Linked DNA regions of Homo sapiens: all the other regions are linked to region 2. A link is an interaction called in ENCODE POLR2A ChIA-PET data of the cell type or tissue named here. Cell type or tissue: GM12878. All regions are shown on one strand.

Region 1 (5,000 bases), 52 kb before region 2:
ATTGAACCTGACAAGGGGGTTGTGAGTACCTCCAATTTATAGCCAGACGGTCAGAGACATAGGTGATAACCTTGACTCGCAATTAGCATCTGAAATTGGAAGGGACAGTCTCATGGGGCTGAACCCTTAATCTTTGGGATCTGATGCTATCTCCAGGTAATTGTATTAGAATTGAGTAAAATTGTAGGATGTTCACTTGATGTCCACCAAGAAGTGGAAAACTGGCCGGGCGCGGTGGCTCACGCCTGTAATCCCATCACTTTGGGAGGCCAAGGCGGGCAGATCACTAGGTCAGGAGATCGAGAGCATCCTGGCTAACATGGTGAAACCCTGTCTCTACTAAAAATACGGAAAAAAAAAAAAATTAGCTGGGCGTGGTGGCGGGCGCCTGTAGTCCCAGCTACTCAGGAGGCTGAGGCAGGAGAATGGCGTGAACCCGGGAGGTGGAGCTTGCAGTGAGCCGCGATCGCACCACTGCACTCCAGCCTGGGCAACAGAGCGAGACTCCATCTCAAAAAAAAAAAAAAAAAAAAAGGAGGAAAACTGCTTGGTATGGAAAAAATACCCTCATATCTTGTGTCAGAAGTGAAGTATTGTGTGAAAGGAAAAACAGTTTGTTATTCTCATTCAACTATATTAAATTAAAAAGTTCTATAACCAAAAGACTACATAAAATTTTTTTAAAAGTCACAAACTAGGAAAAGATATTTGCTGTGCATGAAAAAGGCAAAAAAGTTATAATTGGAAATATATAAAGAACTCCTTAAAAATCAGTAGAAGACAACCCTCTGCTAAGGCAGATAAACATGTAATTCACATAAGAAGCAATCTGATTCACTATTAAACATTAGAAGACACTCAACTTGTACCGGTAATCAGGACAATGGAAACCAAAACAACAAATGGTATTTCATATCCATCAAATTGGTTAAAATGTGAAAGTCTGAGCTAGCTAAGTATTGGCAAACATGTGAGAAGTGTAAATTGAGTCAACCACTTTGTTGAACAATTTGACAATATCTTGTAGAATTAAAGGTGTATATATCCTAGGACCCTGTAATTTCCCTTCAAGGTCTTTACTCTATAGAAACTCATTCTTGGACACAGGTACCTGTGCAAGGATGTTCATTGCAAAGCGATTTGTGCAAAACTTGGGAACAACTTTACAATGGAGGAATAATAGACAAACAGAGTGGTGTTTATTCACGAGTGAGATAATATGCAGCTGTTAAAGTGGATTAACTAGATTTACAACATGGGTGAATATTAAAAATATAATGTTGTGTGAATAAAGAAGCTGTAAAAGACTAAAGCATTATGCTAATTAAGACACAAAACAATATCGTATAGTATTATGGAAGATACATATGTATGTAGAACAAAGTATAAAAATATACAGGGGGGCCGGGTGTGGTGGCTCATGCCTGTAATCCCAGCACTTTGGGAGGCAGAGGTGGGTGGATCACTTGAGGTCAGGAGTTCATGAACGGCCTGGCCAACATGGTGAAACCCCGTTTCTACTAAAAATACAAAAATTAGCCAGGCGTGGTGGTGCACACCTGTAATCCCAACTACTCAGGAGGCTGAGGCAGGAAAATCGCTTTAACCAAGGTAGCGGAGTTTGCAGTGAGCCGAGATCCAGCCACTGCACTCCAGCCTGGGCAACAGGTGACACTCCGTCTAAAAAAAATATATATATATATATATATATTTAGGGGAATGGGACTCACCAGTCTTAAATGTTGTTACTCCTGAGGAGGGAGAGAGGAGAGAGATGGATTAGCGGGTGCTTTAGCTGAATCCTTAACATTTTATTTTTTTACAAACATATGAAACACACTAGACATGCAAAATCATTTAAATTTAGGTGATATAAGATAGATGGTGCCTATTATTTTATGTAGTTTTATGTATCTTTGGCATATTTTATCATTATAAATATTTTAAAGACAAAAACTAGTGACCTTTTACTATAGAATTAAACCAAGTATGTTTGTGCCTTGACATTTCCCCTGACATACTGGGTAACCTTACATAAATCACTTTTGTTCAAGTGTGTTTTTAATCTACAAAATGGAAACTGGATGTAATAATCTCTTTGGTTCTTTTCACTTCTGGCATTCTACACTTCAAAGGGGAGGGGAGAAGAATCCAGGTTAGGAAGATGTCAGGCTCCCTTAGCTGGAAAAAGGAATGGAGAACTAAAGTATCTTTAAGGGTGACCTCTCTCAGAGAAAAGTCTTGCTAGGATCCACCCATTCTAAGTAGAAGTGTAGACTCCATGGTCTGCCAAAAGCCACTTATAAAACCAAGGAACTTTAATTGCACTTGCCATGCACAGCCTAAGAATCTAATTCTTTCAACATTTTATTATAAGGGGAGAAACCAAGGACAAATGGGGGCTGCATTCCTAGGACTAGAGCCGCAGAGAAGAGGTTCAAGTCCTCAAGTCATAGCAACAAAGGTAGAGTGTCTGAAGTTTGCCACCACCTCCTTTGACAACATGAAGCAGGGGGAGGGGAGGGAGAGAGAGAAAATTATTAATCAGTATGGAAACAGACACAATACCACTCAGCCACATGCTTCTCCCCTTCCCTGTCATTGCCACTTGCCACTGTCCCCACATTCCCCCATCTCTTTGCCACCTCTTCTTGACCAAAATGCAAGAGGCTGTGATTGGTGGATGTGAATTCCTTCTGCTGAATCATGCCACCACTCTGCAGCCAACTATGGATGGTTTTAATGGTTTCCCTTTCATTATCTCTGTGAGCTCAGTCCCAGAACAAAGAGGCAAGGGTTTTTCTCTCTCTCTCTCTCTCTCTCTCTCTCTAAGTGTTTCTTACTCTTCTGGCAAGGCTCAGTTTGATGTTCAGAGTCAGAACTACTCTGAAATTATGAGGTCAGTCCACATACATCTCGGTTAAGCTCAATGAGGATCAAAATATCCTATTCTTTCCAGCTCACTCCAGAAAGTCTGTTTCAATTAGTATTTGGGGAGGCCCAGGAAGCAGTAGCTTATTAAAGTTCCCAGGTGGTTCTAATCTGCAGCCAGAGCTGAGAAGCTAGTTAAAGCATGAGTTGAATGAGAGAATGTCTTGCATCTTGGTGACAAAATAGGGCATTCCCCAGGGCAGCCCCTAAATGGAACACTTTCTAACATGTTTTCTATCTCAGCTTCTCTTTGCTAACTTTCTCTTTTTCGTCGCCTAGAGTGACAGACTAGGAGAGTATCTACTCCAAAGCTCATGGCCCTGAGATGTGTAACATTTCCCCTTTCTTCCTTCTCCACCAGAACAGCATAACATGTGATATTACATTCAGATGGGAATGAATCTCCGGACATTGCCACAAGTAGCTGCATAACTCTAAATAAGTAACAGTCTCTCTAAATATTAGTTTCTTTATTTGTAGCACCAGGGAGTTAACTAGATCAGTAGTTTTCACACTGTGTTCTGAGAATTTCTGACATCCTGTGGAGTACCTAAGGGGTTGTCTCTGCCAGGGAGGTCAGTTTGAAAAATCACTGGACCAAATGATCCAGAAGTTCTTTTCAGAACCAACATTCTACAACTCAGACTTTGTGGGAATAGACTGATGCTTACCACCAAAGTCTACCACAACTATATGCTTTGAGGCCTGCCACAGATTACATTTATCAACTGCTAGAGACTGAATATTTCTGTGCCCCCAAATTCATATGTTGAAACCTAGTCCCCAAGGTGATGGTATTTGGAGATGGGATCTTTGGGAAGTGATTAGGTCATGAGGTTGGAGCCCTCATGAATGGGATTAGTGCCCTTATAAGAGAGACCCCCAAAAAACTCTCTGACCATTTCTGCCATGTAAGAACTCAGAGAGAAGATAGCCATCTATGAACCAGGAAGTCTGTCCTCACCAGACATTGAATCTGCCAGAATCTTGATCTTGGACTTCACAGCCTTCAGAACTATGAGAAACAAATTTCTGTTGTTTATAAACCATCCAGTCTATAGTAGTTTTTTATAGCAGCCCAAATGCAATAGGACACCAACCCTGGGTCTAAAGCAGACATTACACACTGGCTACTTTCATGCCAAATTGCACACATACTTGTTTTCTTTCTTGCTGGATGAGTACTGTTTATTTCCTTGATATCTTAACAATTTTTTAAAATTGAAGTATAAGGCAATTCTGAAATATGTACAAATCAGTAATGCATGGCTGAATGAGCCATCACAATGTAAATATACCTTTGCAACCACCACTCAGGACAAAATATAGAACAGAAGCTCCCTCTTGTAACTCTCTTGTAACCCTGCTTAATTATTCCCTCCTTGCTTCTCCCCAAAGGTAACCACCATTTTGACTTCTTATATTTTAGATTGGCTTTGCCTCCTTTTAACATTTATATAAAACAACAATGTAGTACACATTCTGGGGGTTTATCTCTTTTGCTTAATATGTTGGTGAGATTCTTCTGTGTTTTGCATGTATTTGTAGTTTGTTTTCATTTCTGAATAGTATTCCATTGTATTAGAATATACTGCAATGTGTTTATCCATTCTATTATTGACAGACATTTGATTTCTGCTAATTGGCTATTATGAATAATGATGCTATAAACATTCTTTGACATGTTACATTGTTTTGAGGGTCACCCATCCATCCATTTTTGCTTCTATAGTTCAGGGTAAAATTGTTTGGTCATAGGATATGTATGGTGATCTTAAGATATGTCCATAAATTCTTCAACCCTCCTCCCTTGAAAAGGAGGAGACTAAATCCATGACCCTCAAGTGTGGGCTGGACTTAGTGACTTGCTTCTAGTACATAGAATAGCAGAAGTGGTAGTGTATTACCTCCAGGCCTAGGTCATAAAAGGTACTATAGCTTCTTCCTTGTCCACTCTGGGAAAAGTCATTTGCCATGTCATGAGAATGCTCAAGCAGTACTATGGAAAGTCCACATGGTGAGAAAGGATGGCTCACTCCCATCTGAGGAACCAAGAATTTCTGCCAATA
Region 2 (5,000 bases):
AGATAAAACTAGAGCAAAAGCAAGCACAGAGAGTGGCAGAGAGGTCCCTGGGCATTTTTCCACAGTCCATTCTAGTGCTGGCAATCCACCTTTCATGGCCAGGCAGGTAAGAGTATTTGTGGGGTGGGAGAAAGGACAGGGCCATAGGCTGGGCACACAGCCCTTTACTGGCCCTTATCTCTCCTCTCTTCTCCTATACAGTGCTGTTTCCGAACTGTACATTGGCTTACACTCGGGCTGAGGTTTGGGAAATAGGCGCCATTTTGAATATGTGTGGAGGAAGAAAAGTGTGTCTTCAGCACTTTCCACCTCCCCATCACGGCCCTGAGACCTCAACACCGGGAAGCATCTCGTTCCCTATCGGTCCTCCTTTATTCATGGACGGATATGATTCCTTTCTAAGTTCCATGTCCTTTTTAGATAAATTAACTTGAACCTAATGCCTAATGGCTTAAAAACAAACAAAAAAAACCCTCTTCCTTCCAGCTAGCATTTGCATTTTAACAGGGGCTTTCAAAAAATGCCTTAGCCCAAGGAATGAGTAATGTGGGAATTCCAAGCAGCAGGGTAGGACTGGTGCACAGTATGGGGAGAGAAGGCCCCTCAAGTTGTGGCCCTGAAATGTTGGCTTCCTCTCTTTGACCATGATGCTGTTTCTGAGAAAACAAGAATCAGGCTACCTTAGGGGACCAGGATGGGCATGGCTCCCTTTTAGTGAGTTCTATGAGCCTCATACCTGACAGTCAGAGCCCTCGAGTGGATGAGCACAGACTAGAAGAAGCACTGTGAAACTTTGCATGATCCTTACCTTTTTGGCAAAAAGGAAAAAAAATCGTTCTCAAATTCATCAATAGTTTGAAATAGGGTGTGCCTTGATTCAGAAAGTTTCGATTCTAGATACAACTCGGAGAACTAGGCGTGTCTTGTACACAGATTTGCTCTTGGGGGACCGGAAAAGCTAAATGCTATCGCCATGCTATGCTCCTTCTTCTAGGCCAGTGAGGGGAACGCATTCTTCATTTTAATATTTCAGTTGCCTACAATATTGGAAGGTGGATAAAAGCACCCTCTGCTCCTTCTAAATCTGCGAAGACATTTCTTCTCTGCACCTACTCATCCTTGATGCAGCTCTCCTCATGTCTGTATGGAAACACTGTGCTCTCAAATGAGTTTCAGAAAGAACAACTCACGAAAGAAAACAAGCATTCGGTCAGAAAAATCTCCACAAATGGGGAATAAGGGGGATTTGCTCCAAGGAGAGACTGGAAACCAAGTCAGACATAAAATCCAGCCTAAGCTAGAAGGAGACATGGCTGGTGGGAGCTTGAGGAAAACAGAGCTCAGGATGGAGGACGTCTCCACCTCCAGTCATGTCCTCTGTCCACCAGACACCAAGAAGTGTTCATGTTCCATCGAGGCAGCCCTCACACCCATCCCTTCCTCATCATGCCGACTGCCTCTTTACTGCTTCAGGCTCACCATCTCAAGTCGACGAGCCTGTAATACTGGCTTTCTTGATCACCCTGATACCAGCCGTCACCTCTTGACAGGCTTATTTTCTTTAAGCTGTCATTACACCATTTTTCTGCTCCCAAACTATTAATTCCAAACTTCCAATTTTCTGTTAAATTAAATATGAATTCCTTATTTGACTTTCCATGCCCTATTAGGCTATCTTGCTCCTTGCTTTACTTATAGAAACTAATCTCCCATTATTTATCCAAAGACAACCTCTGCTGCAGGCCAGTCAGCTTTTCTTACTGTCCTGTAAAAATTCCATGGTCACTCCTCCATTTCCATGTGTCCTTAAAAACTGTTATTTGATTGTGTCTCAGAAAGTCGTCAAAGAATATATACCAATGAAAAGCATCAAAAAGGTTATACTTGATGTTATGTGTGTATCAAAAATATGGCTGAAATATTTATCCAGTGAAACTCAATCAACACTAAAAAGTGGTTCTTTCGGAAGCATCAGTTCTTTGAGACCCATTAAACAGATGCCTCGGATGCAGGGTTATATATTATCAGGAATCTGTCTAGGGAAGAATTATTGGAAGCTTGCAAAGCCTTTCAAGGACAGAGGACGATAGCTACCACGTTGAGTTCTAGGAAATTAACCATTGTTATTGTTAAAGGAAGACAGCGTTTCTCAGAGGAAGACTGTTAAACAGTGCAGTGGCCCAGGCTAACAGCCCTCATAAGTGGGAGTATCAGAATGAGTGGACTTAATTACTTAAAACCAATACAGGGTGGAACTTCATCTGCTATAACAGAAATCAACTCGTGCAAGTTCTAACATGCAGGGTACAGTTCTGAGACCAAGTCTGACTCACCTGTCAAAGCTCAGCTCAACTATTACCACCTTTACACCACCCTTCCAAGCTGTAGGAGTGCTTGCTGTTCTCCATGTCTTCTGAAGCCCTGGATCACTTGTAGCCAGCTCAGCAGACTCTACCCAGACAGGGATCCTTTAAATGTACCATATTGTCTACTGTGTTAAAAATGAGAGGAACTGACTCAGGGTGAGAGCGATGGAGTGTCCAGATGTTCTCCTTTATTTCTCCTTATTCCTGGAAATGTAATGAGAATCTTAGAGGTGAACTGAAAAGTTATGAGTTCAACCACTTACTCAATTCGAGATTCGCTCCTAAAATGTCTCTTCTGTGTTATCACCCCCACTTTGGTTTGAATAGTACTTGTGACAGGGAGCTTATCACCTCACAAGAAAATCCAGTCATTGCTTGTAGCTCTCTATTAAAAGTTTTCCATCATCTGGAACTGAAATCTGGCTCCCTGTAACTTTTAGTTATTGGAACTACTTGCCCTTCAGCAACAGTGTATGTATCCTCCCATGGAAGGGCCCTTACATATTTGCAGACACCCAGCATATACTTGCAATCTTTTCTTCTTCAGGTTCATTACCCTAGTCCTTTTAGTTGTTCTTCATTTGACATAATTTCATTATTCACTAGTGAACCTTGCTGCCCTTCCCCTTGATAAACCGAATTTGTCAGTGTCATTCAAGTATAACTGACCTCACAGAACGTGATACCACAAGCGATGTGGTCTGATTAGCACAGAGTTCAGTGAATGAATCCTACACTAGGATTGGATGAAATTTACTTAGCCATACCACACTAACACTTATGTGATTTTTATGTTTACTATGGATAGACTATTTCTCCTGTGTCCACTTCTTCCTCTTACACAGTTGTTATTTCAAAACTGAAGTACAGATTCTTACACTTACCCTCAGGAGATTCATCATGTTAGTATTAGTCTCTCTTTTCAGGCTTTATGAATGTTAATTCAGCTAACTCATTTTTGAGCTATCTGTCTCATTTTGTGCCATCTGCACAGCATAAGTTTGATTTCTGTTGCTTTTATTAGTAGTTTTACTAAATACATAAAAGTGAAATAGTGAAACACAGAGTCTTGTAGCATCCACTGTGGGATCAGTCTTTTAGACAAGAATGATGCAGTTGCTGAGTCAAATGAATAAATGAATAAATCAAACAATACTTTGTCCTCATTTCCCATATTGATCTATCACCATATCCTGTTAATTATAATTCTAAATATTTCTTGATCTATCCACTTTTCCCTTACTTCACCTGCTACTATCCCAGACCAAACAGCCATCTTCTTTCACTCAAACAATTGCAGTAGCCAACTGATTGGTCTTCCTGCATCTGTCCTGGCTTCCCTATCATCCATTTGCTACACAGAAACCATGGTCATCTTTTCAAAATGCAAATCTGATGATATCAGTCTCAGCTCTAATTTCTTTGGTGGTTCACATATAAAGACTGAAATCTTTAACTGACCAATAACACACGTGTGATCTGGCCCCTGCTCACCTCTTCAGCCTTGTCTTTCACCTGTCTCTTCATTTTGGCCACAGGGACCTCCTCGTACCTTCTCTCACGTGCCCTCCTGCCTCAGCGCCTTTGCATATGCTGTTCCCTTTGCCGAGAACTCTTCCTGTCAACTCCCAAGCCCTTCACCTACTTAGCACCTACCTATTCAATCTGTTCTGTTTGCCTCTTGGTATGTTACAAACTGTCTCCAAACTTAGCAGCTTAGAACAATGAATCCTTTACCCTCTCTCACAATGTTTGGGGTCAGGAATTTGAGCGGGCCTTGGCTGATTTTTCTGTTCCTCATGCCATCAATTGATATCACCTGATGTTATTAAGCTGATGGATGGGCTGATCTGGAGATGCACTGTCCAGTTTGGTAGCCACTGGTTACCTGAAATGCAGCCAGTCCTAATTGAGATGTGCTATAACTATAAAACACCCACATGATTATTGAAGATTTGGTGCCACCAAAAAATTTAAAATATTCGTTAATAATTTGTATTCTGATTACATGTTGAGATTATAATATTTCACATACATCAGATAACATAAAATGTCATTAAAATTAATGTCACCTATTTCTTTTTAATTTCTTTAATGTGACTACTACAAGTTTTCAAATTATATCTGTGGCTTGTAATTGTGGCTTGTATTGTATTCTTTTTTTCTGAGATGGAGTCTTACTCTGTTGCCCAGGCTGGAGTGCAGTGGCGAGATCTCTGCTCATCGCAAGCTCTGCCTCCCAGGTTCAAGTGATTCTCCTGCCTCAGCCTCCTGAGTAGCTGAAATTACAGGTGCCCGCCACTATGCCCAGCTAATTTTTGTATTTTTAGTAGAGACGGGGTTTCCCCATAATGGCCAGGCTGGTCTCAAACTCCTGACCTCAGGTAATCTGCCCACCTCGGCCTCCCAAAGTGCTGGGATTACAAGCATGAGCCACCACACCTGGCCTGTTTTATATTCTTACTGGACAGTGCTGATCTAGAGCAGGAGTCAAGCAGTTTTTTCTATGAAAGGCCACATAGAAAATGTTTTCAGCTTTGCAGGCCATGCAGTCTCCATCATAGCTGTTCAACTCTTCCATTGCACTGCAAAAGCAGCCATAGATAATAATTTACAATAGACATAGCAGTGTTC
Region 3 (5,000 bases), 260 kb after region 2:
ATTTATTACAGTTATGGAGGCTGAGAAGTCCAAAGCTGAGGGCCAGGCACAGTGGCACATGCCTGTAATCCCAGCACTTTGGGAGGCCGAGGTGGGTGGATCACCTGAGGTCAGGAGTTTGAGACCAGTTTGACTAACATGGTGAAATTCCATCTCTACTAAATACAAAAAATTAGCCAGGAGTGGTGGTGCATGCCTGTAATCCCAGCTATTTGGGAGGCTGAGGCAGGAGAATCACTTGAACCCAGGAGGCAGAGGTTGCAGTGAGCTAAGATCGTGCCATTGCACTCCAGCCTGGGCAACAAGTGTGAAACCCTGTCTCAAAAAAAAAGAAGTGCAAAGTTGAGGGACCACATCTGGTGAGAGCCTTCTTGCAGGTGGCGACTCTCTGCAGAGTCCTGTCCTGAGGCAGCACAAGCATCATCACATGGCGAGGGGGCTGAGCATGATAGATCAGGTCTCTCTTCCTCTTCTTACAAAGCCACCCGCCCCACTCCCATGATAACCCATTAATCCATTAATCCATGAATGGATTAAGCCATTCATGAGGGCAGAGCCCTTATTATTCCATCATCTTTTAAGGGCCCCACCTCTCAATAGTACCACATTGGGGATTAAGTTTCAACATCAGTTTTGAAGGAGTCAAATATTCAAACCACAGCATATATTCTGAATACAGGCCCCTTATCTGATATATGATTTGCAAATACTTTCTTCTCATTTTGTGGTTATCTTTTCAATCTCTTGATGGCATTCTCTGAAGCACAAAAGTTTTTAATTTTAATGAAGTCCAAATTATCTATTTATCTTTTTGCTCCTCATGCTCTTGGTATCATAACTAAGGATCCTTTGCCAAATCCAAACTCATAGTGATTTACTCCCCTGTTTTCTTCTAAGTGATATGTAGCTTTAGCTCTTACATTTAGGTCGTTTGTCCCTTTTGAGTTAATTTTTGTATATGGTGTGAGGTAAGTGTCCAACTTCATTCTTTTGCATGTGGCTATCTAGTTATCTTAGCACCATTGGTTGAAAAGATTTCTTTACCCCATCGAATTATCTTGGCACCCTTGTTGAAAATCAGTTGATCACAGGCACGAGTTAATTTCTCAACTCTCAATTTTATTCCATTAATCTATATATCTATCCTTTTGTCAGTACTACACTTTTTTGATTACTGTTGCCTTGTAATAAGTTTTACAATTGTGAAGTGTGAGTCCTTCCAACTTTGCTCTTCCTTTTCAAGAGTTTTTTGGCTCTTCTGAATTCTTTGAACTTCCACATGAATTTTAGAATCAGCTTATAAATTTCTACAAAGAAGTCAGCTAGGATTTTCATAGAGATTATGCTGAATCTGTAGATAAGTTTGGGTAATACTGCCATCTTAACAATATTAAGCCTCTGATCCATGAACATAAGATGTTTTCCCAATTATTTCTATCTGTATTTCTTTCAACAATTGTTTTTAGTTTTCAGAGTATATATTTTGTACTTTTTTTGTTAAATTCATTCCCAAATATTTTGTTCTTATTGATGCTATTATAAATGAGATTTTTTGGCTTATGTATTGCAAGTTTATAGAAATACAATTGATTTTTGTACATTGATTTTATATTTTTTAACCTTGATGACCTTGTGTATTGGTGGATTCTTTAGAATTTTCTATATACAAGACCATATCATTGCAAATAGAGGCAGTTTTATTTCCCCCTTTCTAACCTGGATACTTTTTTTTTCTTGCATAATTGCACTGGTGAGAAACTTCAATATAAAACTGAATAGAAGTGATGAGAGCAGGCATCCTTGTCTTGTTCCTGATCTTAGGAGGAAAACATATAATTTTTTTATCCTTTAGTAAAAAGTTAGCTGTGGAGTTTTCATAGATGCCTTGTATTAAGTTAAGAAAGTTTACTTCAAGGCTAAGCGTGGTGGCTCACACCTGTAACCTTAGCACTTTGGGAGGCCGAGGTGGGTAGATCACTTGAGCTCAGGAGTTAGAGACCAGCCTGGGTAACATGGTGAAATCCTGTATCTACGAAAAATACAAAAATTATCTGGGCATGGTAATACACGCCCGTAGTCCCAGCTACTTGGGGAGCTGAGGCCAGAGAATCACTTGAACCCAGAGGTTGAGGCTGCAGTGAGCCAAGATTATGCCACTGCACTCCAGTGACAAAGTGAGACCCTGTTTCAAAAAAAGAAAGTTTCCTTCTAGCTCATTTTTATTATGAAAGGACATTGGATTTTATTACATGCTCTTTCTGCATCTGTTGAAACAGTGATGTGGTTTTGTTTTTTACTCTATCGATATAGTATATTATATTGATTTTTTATATGAAACCAACTTTGCATTTCTGGAATAAACCCCGTATGGTCATGGTATATAATTATTTTTAGACGTGCTACATTCAGTTTGCTAGAATTTTGTTGAGGATTTTTGCATTTATATTCATAAGAGATATTGGTCTACAGTTTTCTTGTTGTTGTTGTTGTTGAGACAGCGTTTTGCTCTGTCACCCAGGCTGGAGTGCAGTGGCACAATCTTGGCTCACTGCAACCTCTGTCTCTCAGGTTCAAGCGATTCTCCTGCCTTAAGCTCCTGAGTAGTCGGGAGTTGGGACTACAGTCATGCACCACCACGCCCGGCTAATTTTTGTATTTTAGTAGAGACAGGGTTTCACCATCTTGGCCAACCTGGTCTCGAATTCCTGACCTCAGGTGATCCACCCTCCTTTGCCTCCCAAAGCATTGGGATTACAGGCATGAGCCACCATGTCCACCCTGTCTATAGTTTTCTTGTGACACCTTTGTCTGGTTTTGGTAGAATTGGTGAATTGGTATTAATTCTTCTTTAAACCTTTTTTTTTTTTTTTTTTTTTTTGAGAAATGGTCTCACTCTGTTGCCCAGGCTGGAGCGCACTGGCCAATCTTGGCTCACTGCAACCTCCATCTCCTGGGTTCAAGTGATTTTCCTGCCTCAACCTCTTAAGTAGCTGGGATTACAGGTGCTCACTACCACTCTGGGCTAATTTTTATATTTTTTCAGTACAGACAGGGTTTCACCATGTTGGTCAGTCTGGTCTCAAACTCCTGACCTCAAGTGATCCACCCACCTTGGCCTCCCAAAATGCTAGTATTACCGGTGTGAGCCACTGTGCCCAGCCTTCTTTAAACCTTTAGTAGAATTCAGCAGTGAAGCCATCTGGGCCTGGGCTTTTCTCTGTGGGAACTTTTTTTATTACTAATTCAATATCCAAACTTATTATAGGTCTATTTAGGTTCACTGTTTCTTCTTGAGTCAGTTTTGGTAGTATGTGTTATTCTAGGAATTGTTCATTTTATCTATGTTATCTATTATTGGCATACAATTGTTCATAGTATTCCTTCATAATCCTTTCATTTCTGTAACATCAATATTAATGTCTCACCTTTCATTTCTGATTCTAGTAATTTGAGTATTCTCTTTTTGCTCTTAGTCTACCTGTAGGTTTGTCAACTTTGTTCATCTTTTCGAAAAAACAACTTTTATTTCAATAATATTCTGTAGTGTTTTTCTATTCTCTATTTTATTAATTTCTACTCTAATCTTTATTATTTCTTTCCCTCTGCTTGCTTTGGGTTGACTTTGATCTTCTATTTTCTGTGTCTTAAGGTAAAAGGTTAGGTTATTGATTTGATATTATCTTTTTTGGCATAAGTGTTGACAGCTATAAATTTCCCTCTAAGCATTGCTTTAGCTGCATTCCATAAGTTTTGGTATGTTGTTTATTTTCATTCATGTCAAAGTACTTTCTAATTTTCCTTTTGATTTTTTCTTGATTTCTTCTGTGACCCATTGATTATTTAGGAGTATGCTGTTTAATTTCTACGTATTTGTAAAGTCTTCCATCCTTGCTCCTGTCGCCTACCCTTGTGACTCCCACCTCCACCGTCCTCACCCCCTCATCTGCCCCCCAATGCTCAGTCTCTTATATCCTGTCCTGGACCACTGCCACTATCCCCCTATGTAAATACCTGCCCTCTCCATGCCAGCTATGCTCCACCATGGTGGGTGGGCACCTACCCATGGAGAAGCCAACTCCAACATCTAGTTTCAGACCATCCAAAACCAATATCTGCTCTCCTTGGCCCTACTTAATGGATTTGGGGCTAAATTGTTAGGGAAGGAGAGAGGAAGAGGAAGTGGAGGGGAGAGTAAAGGAAAAGGAGAGAATGAGAGAGGCAAAGTGAAGAGAAAACTTGTCTTAAACATGCTCGAGCCGGGGCCAGGTGCAGTCGCTCACGCCTGTAATCTCAGCACTTTGGGAGGCCAAGGTGGGAGGATCATGAGGTCAAGAATAGAGACCATCATGGCCAACATGGTGAAACCCTGTCTCTACTAAAAATACAAAAATTAGCTGGACGTCGTAGCGTGCGCCTGTAGTCCCGCTACTCGAGAGGCTGAGGCAGGAGAACCGCTTGAACCCAGGAGGCAGAGGTTGCAGTAAGCCAAGATTGCACCACTGCACTCCAGCCTGGCTACAGAGTGAGACTCTATCCCAAAAAAAAAAGAAAAAAAAAATTGCTCGAACCTGGTGTGGTGGTATGCACCTGTAGCTACTTGTGAGGCTGAGGCAGGAGGATTGCTTGAGCACAGGATTTTGAGGTTGCAATGAGCTATGATTGCACCACTGCACTCCAGCCTGAGTGAGAGAGCAAGATCCTGTCTCTAAAAAAAAAAAAAAAAAAAAGATGTTGTAAAGCAAGCTTGTCCAACCCGCAACCCACAGGCACCCAGGACGGCTTTGAATGCAGCCCAACACAAATTCGTAAACTTTCTTAAAACATTATGAGTTTTGTGTTTTTTTTTAGCTCATCAGCCATCATTAGAGTTAGTGTCTTTTATGTGGGGCCCAAGACAATTCTTCTACCAATGTGGCCAGGGAAGCCAAAAGATTGGACACCCCTGCTCTAAAGTCTCCCTCTGGGCTCTGCACTCTGCTCATCACCCCATTAATGCCACT
Region 4 (5,000 bases), 180 kb after region 2:
ATTTTTCTAATGTCTAAATTATCAATATTGTTCCCTTGTGAGTAAGAAGTATTTTTTGAGTACCTATTACATTCCATATACTAAGTGGCATAAAGCTAGTATTATTGTGTTTAGCCACCACTTTTGCCATTACATTACTGACAGCCTATACCAAGCCACCCAGCAGGTCAGCTAAGCACAGCTTAGGACAAAAGCAAATCAAAGACACAGAAAACAAAAACTCTTTGTAAAAAGATTTGATATTGAGTGTTTCAAAAAGAAGCACTGAAGTGGTTATCATAGAAAAAATCAGAACTTAAGAGGAGTTCCCACACTTGTTTAGCCTTGTTTTGTATTTTTGAATTACACACAGGAGAGACATCATAATCTTTTTCATTTCAAGAGCTTATATCCTAAATAGCTGTTCGGGTCTTGCATATGTGCCTTATTTTTTTCAATCAGACCATGTTTCACACTCCTTTTGTATTTTCCTTAGTTCCAAACTGACCTATCAGAGAGATTGCATGACAGTGGAGAGGGCGGGAATTCCTGAATTTGAATGGAATGTGCCAGCCTCCAGCTCCCCCATTTCCTAGCTGTGTGATCTTAGGCAAACCATGGCTGTAAGTCACAGTGTCTCCATCTGTGACACAGACTTAATGTCTAGCTTACTTTCCACTCAATGTTCTTTTGACTTAGGTTCATGACATTAAATGACATGATATATGTAAAAGCAATTTGTAAACTTTCAAGCTCTAAACAGATGTGTGATTATTATAGTAGGATTTCAGTACAGCTCTAATTAATCCATGAATTAGGTAAAAATGATAACTAGAACACCTTTGTATACAGAACCCAACCACCACAAACCCTTTGGGAAGGATACCAAGAAGCAAAAAGCACACAACTTGTATCAGTCACTGTAGAGATTCTCATGAAAGACAAGGAGTGACTGTCTAAGTTGGTCAAATAGGCCAGAATCTTCAAGTTCTCAGCCCTTCTTATATGGGAACCTCTTACCCAACCATCACTGTTGGCTAAAGTTTCTAACTTCTGTGGGGTACTCAGAGCTTCTTTCTTCACACGGAACCCCTACCTTGCCAAGATAGAGGTGCTGTAATAAAGGTCAGGCACTCTAAAGTCTTCAGGAGTGATGATGCTAAGGTATGGGGTTTTAAGTAGGAGGAGTAAGGGAGCAATCTTCTAGGTGGTTGTTACTATTGTCTTTTCTTTCTTACCTCTCACGTCCAATGCAAGGAGGACCTCAGTTCTTGAAAAAACTGCAAGACAAGAGTAGGGTTGAAGGAAAAACAGGCTTCAAGGGGGAAACTTGGCAGTTCTACTCTTCAATGGCTCCTCTTCCAGATAAGGAAATAAAATACAGATGGTCAAGACCAGACCTTGGACCTGTGAGAAAAAAAAAAAAGCCATGACAGGCTACAGTCACAACTGGGACTTTTAGTTGTGTAATAGAAAGCCCTAACCAAATTGGCATAAACAAAAAAAGAGGAAATGTAGTGAGTGGGTCATGTCACTAAAAATCTCAGAAGTGTTCCAGGTACAGCTAGGTATTTTCATCTCATCTTTCTGTTCTTCATTCCCCAGGGTTAGCAATTTTCAGCTTCTGTAGCAGCTTGAAGCTAGGATCTCCTTACTTCCCAAGATATCCTGTAAAAGTTCCAGAAACCACATTTATTGACCATTCCTAAGTCATGGATCCATCCCTGATGCTAGCAGTCCTCCAGACTACATAGACTTAGAGTAAGGGGGGAGTGAATCTCCAGTGGGAAGTCAGGATGCCATTACCAAAAGGAGGAAGAAATAGAAGCAAAGCAGCCAACATTCAAAATGTCCACTACACAGACACTTCACCCAACCATGGCCCAGGTAAAGATATGTTCTCCTGACTCTTACATGGTCTGGAAAAATCTCCCCAGGAGACAGCACAGATAGGAAAATGGGATCAGAACTCTAGGGAGGAATGACATGGGAAATTGGCCAAAATGTCCTGAGTGCTTGGTGTGAGTCTCCTTTGAGCCTCAGGAACCCAGGCTGTTGGATGGGCGTTCCAGAATTTGAGGTCTTGGCCAGGAGATGAACTAGCAATTATTCATTCTCATTATTAAGACCTATATCTTCATCAGGAAATCAACTAGCAATTATTCATTCATTCTCAATATTAAGATCTATATGGAAACTTATCACCTATAATCTAATCCAAGTCTCCAGCTGGAACTCCATGTCTGCCTTCTCTCAGTTCTTCCCCTATAAGCCAACCTGCATGACACCTCCTCACAAATCACTCATTAGTTTTTGGCACAGCATCTTTGCATAGGCCATAGCCCACACCAGAAGGGCCATCAATTTTTATCTCTGCTGTCATTTTCCACCAGGAACATTTAAATTGTTTTCAAAATCCACTTTCCCCTGGAAGTCTTTTCAAATCGTATTCCCACAACACATTTTCTGATCATTCTCGCTTCCTCATTTTTGATGTTTATATACCCAGCTTAAGCTTCCACAGCTCTTTAATTGACTGAAATAGACACTTATTAGTTAAAATTCTGGTTATAAGGGTCAATCACAATTTTTTTCCTTTCTTTCTCCCCAAAAAAATATTTATCAGTCAACTCATATGCCTCAAAAGTAGCACTAGCAGGTGATTTATGAGCATACAACTCACAATTGCCTCCTGACCTCTTCTTGGAGACCCCCAAGCCCTCCTCACATCCCTTCCCAGCTCTCTCTTCACTACTCCTTTGCTGTACTCTAAGCTTCATAAGATCCAGAACCATGCCTGTATTGTTCAGTACTATGTTCAGAATGCCTGTCGCTGGAATATTCATTGAATGAATGAATGAGTGAATAGCAGTCTAGTTGATTTGACCTGTCAACACTACCTATAGGCCTTTGCAGGGAACCGTTTGAGCCAACAACCCATTCTTGAATCAATCACTGTGGCCAAGGTATTCTAGGCTCTGTTTGGACAAGCTTTGGTCACGTGCCCACTATCAAGTTTGAGTGGAACATCATGTAAGTATGAAATCACCTTCTTTCTTCTCTCAGGATGATCATGCACAAGGTGTGCTTCCTACTCTCCTGCACCTCACACCAACACTCACTAGTCAGAAAACAGGCGTGCAGCCATGGTGAAGATGGAAGTCAGATGGAGCTGATCTTTCTAGGAATTCCTGGTACTGCTGGAAGTTGGGGAATGGGGGATAAATTGTGAGGACAGCCAGAGAAGATGGAAGGGAGATAAGAAAACATGGCTGGCGTTAGAGAAGGGAATTGGGCCTGGATCTTCCCCATGCTCTTACCACAGGAACTGGGCAAGATAATGAACTTCATTATCTTGTTCATTATCTGTGTGACCTGGCCCTCATTATCTGTATAAGAGCTGGAAGTCCTAGACCAGAGTGGGGGGGTTTCTAGTCTCTAATGTTCAGTTTAATTCAATTGACGCTACTAAGAATGTGTGCCAAGAGGTGATTTCCATTTATGCTTATAATGAGCAACCGTTTGACTTTAAAATCTTTTAGGGGAAATACCCTAAAAGACCACAAGATGGGAATATTATGGCATAAAAGAGTATGTTAGCTTCTAAGTGCATGCATGTCCTGTATTTGCCCCTCTTTTAGATCTATGTGTCTTTCTTGGTGGTGTTTTCTTTGTGAGCCTGTAAGTCTCTTTGTGTCTGTATGTTATGTTCTATGTTCAGATCTTTTTGTTTGTTTGTGTTTTGTTTTTTTGAGGCAGAGTCTTGCTCTGTCACCCAGGCTGGAATGCAGCGGCCCGATCTTGGCTCACTGCAAACTCCGCCTCCCAGGTTCAAGCAGTACTCCTATGTTTGGATCTTTCTACTAGCTTTTTTTGTTTCTCTTCCCCTTCGTTTATTCTTTTTCCTCATATTACTCCCCAAATAAAATAAATAATTTGGAAGCATATAATATTGGATAATAATCTCAAGTAAAATTTTATATTTCATTTTAAAAGGAACTGTCAGTTCCTTTTTAAAAGCAAAAGAAGCCAGGGGCAGTGGCTCACACCTATAGTCTCAACACTTTGGGAGGCCACAGTGGGTGGATCATGAGGTCAGAAGTTCGAGACCAGCCTGGGTAACGTGGTGAAACCCTGTCTCTACTAAAAATACAAAAAATTAGCCGGGTGTGGTGGCAGGCACCTGTAGTCCCAGCTGCTCAGGAGGCTGAGGCAGGAGAATTGCTTGAACCTAGAAAGCATAAATTGCAGTGAGCCAAGATCGCACCACTGCACTCCAGCCTGGGCAACAGAGCGAGACTCCGTCTCAAAATAAATAAATAAATAATAAAAAGAGTGTTCTCTCTCGGGCAGATATCTAAATTATCTTCTAACTTATGTTGCTTTTTTTGTGGATCAATCATTATCAATTTAAAGATTCCCTGTCATTGCTCTTAGGAGTGAAATGGTTTTCATCTCCATCTTCCCTGTTATGTGAATTAAAGGCAAGATATTATGCAGAAAATAAAACGCCCAAATGCAAAACTTGCAAGTCAGCCTGCCAAAAGAAATATTAAAGATGTTTAAAGAGGTGACTTAGAGATATGACTTGGTAAGCATAATAATTTATTGATTATAAGTGGATAACGTACAAATTTTGAGTAGAAAATATTCCACACTCATGTGATTTTATTTATATACCTGCTGTGAGGACATAGTACAATACAATTCAGGTTAGGATTTGAAGTAAGGAAAAAAAAATATCATTTGAGACGAGTCTTGAAGGGTAGATAAAATTTGTGGATACGGAGAAGGATCTACTCCTTGGAGGAAAGGTCACAAAATGTCCTGCTAAGCAAAAGAATACTGACTAAAAAAAAATAGTACATAGTGTATGATTTCATTTATGCGATACTCTGTCTCTACTGACAGAAAGAAAGCAGATCAGTGGTGGCCTAAGGCTGCAAGTGGGTAGAGGTTGACTTTCAGGGACACCACAGAACCTTTTGGGAAGGTGGCAGTGGTAGTTACCAAGCATATAC

What was found. Peaks named below come from ENCODE experiments on the same cell type or tissue, not always from the same donor. Only the 100,000 strongest peaks of a DNase experiment are listed, where the experiment ranks them.
Region 1: POLR2A ChIA-PET joins it to region 2 with 6 read pairs; 4 of 35 experiments call an interaction of 5 or more read pairs at or near these places.
Region 3: POLR2A ChIA-PET joins it to region 2 with 5 read pairs; 2 of 35 experiments call an interaction of 5 or more read pairs at or near these places.
Region 4: POLR2A ChIA-PET joins it to region 2 with 5 read pairs; 2 of 35 experiments call an interaction of 5 or more read pairs at or near these places.

The regions. Positions count from the first base shown.
Region 1 is chr3:122,027,823-122,032,822 of GRCh38, forward strand. It overlaps a transcript of ILDR1 not described here. Among named protein-coding and RNA genes, the nearest start is that of ILDR1, 8.1 kb to the left of the region's middle. RefSeq lists enhancers at 2,479-2,548, 2,789-2,908, 3,379-3,598. In GM12878, no CTCF peak of the experiment used is centred here; DNase peaks (open chromatin) are centred at 2,739 and 3,169; H3K4me3 peaks cover 1,408 bases; H3K27ac peaks cover 2,996 bases.
Region 2 is chr3:122,079,473-122,084,472 of GRCh38, forward strand. All of the region lies in intron 1 of CD86 (CD86 molecule), which reads left to right. Among named protein-coding and RNA genes, the nearest start is that of CD86, 27 kb to the left of the region's middle. RefSeq lists enhancers at 2,092-2,181, 2,212-2,361, 2,382-2,431. In GM12878, no CTCF peak of the experiment used is centred here; a DNase peak (open chromatin) is centred at 2,275; H3K4me3 peaks cover 3,124 bases; H3K27ac peaks cover 3,668 bases.
Region 3 is chr3:122,344,087-122,349,086 of GRCh38, forward strand. No RefSeq gene overlaps it. Among named protein-coding and RNA genes, the nearest start is that of CSTA, 21 kb to the left of the region's middle. In GM12878, no CTCF peak of the experiment used is centred here; no DNase peak of the experiment used is centred here.
Region 4 is chr3:122,262,717-122,267,716 of GRCh38, forward strand. The region is part of intron 4 of CASR (calcium sensing receptor); the gene reads left to right. Among named protein-coding and RNA genes, the nearest start is that of CSTA, 60 kb to the right of the region's middle. RefSeq lists a silencer at 2,371-2,472. In GM12878, a CTCF peak has its summit at 3,540; no DNase peak of the experiment used is centred here; H3K27ac peaks cover 2,638 bases.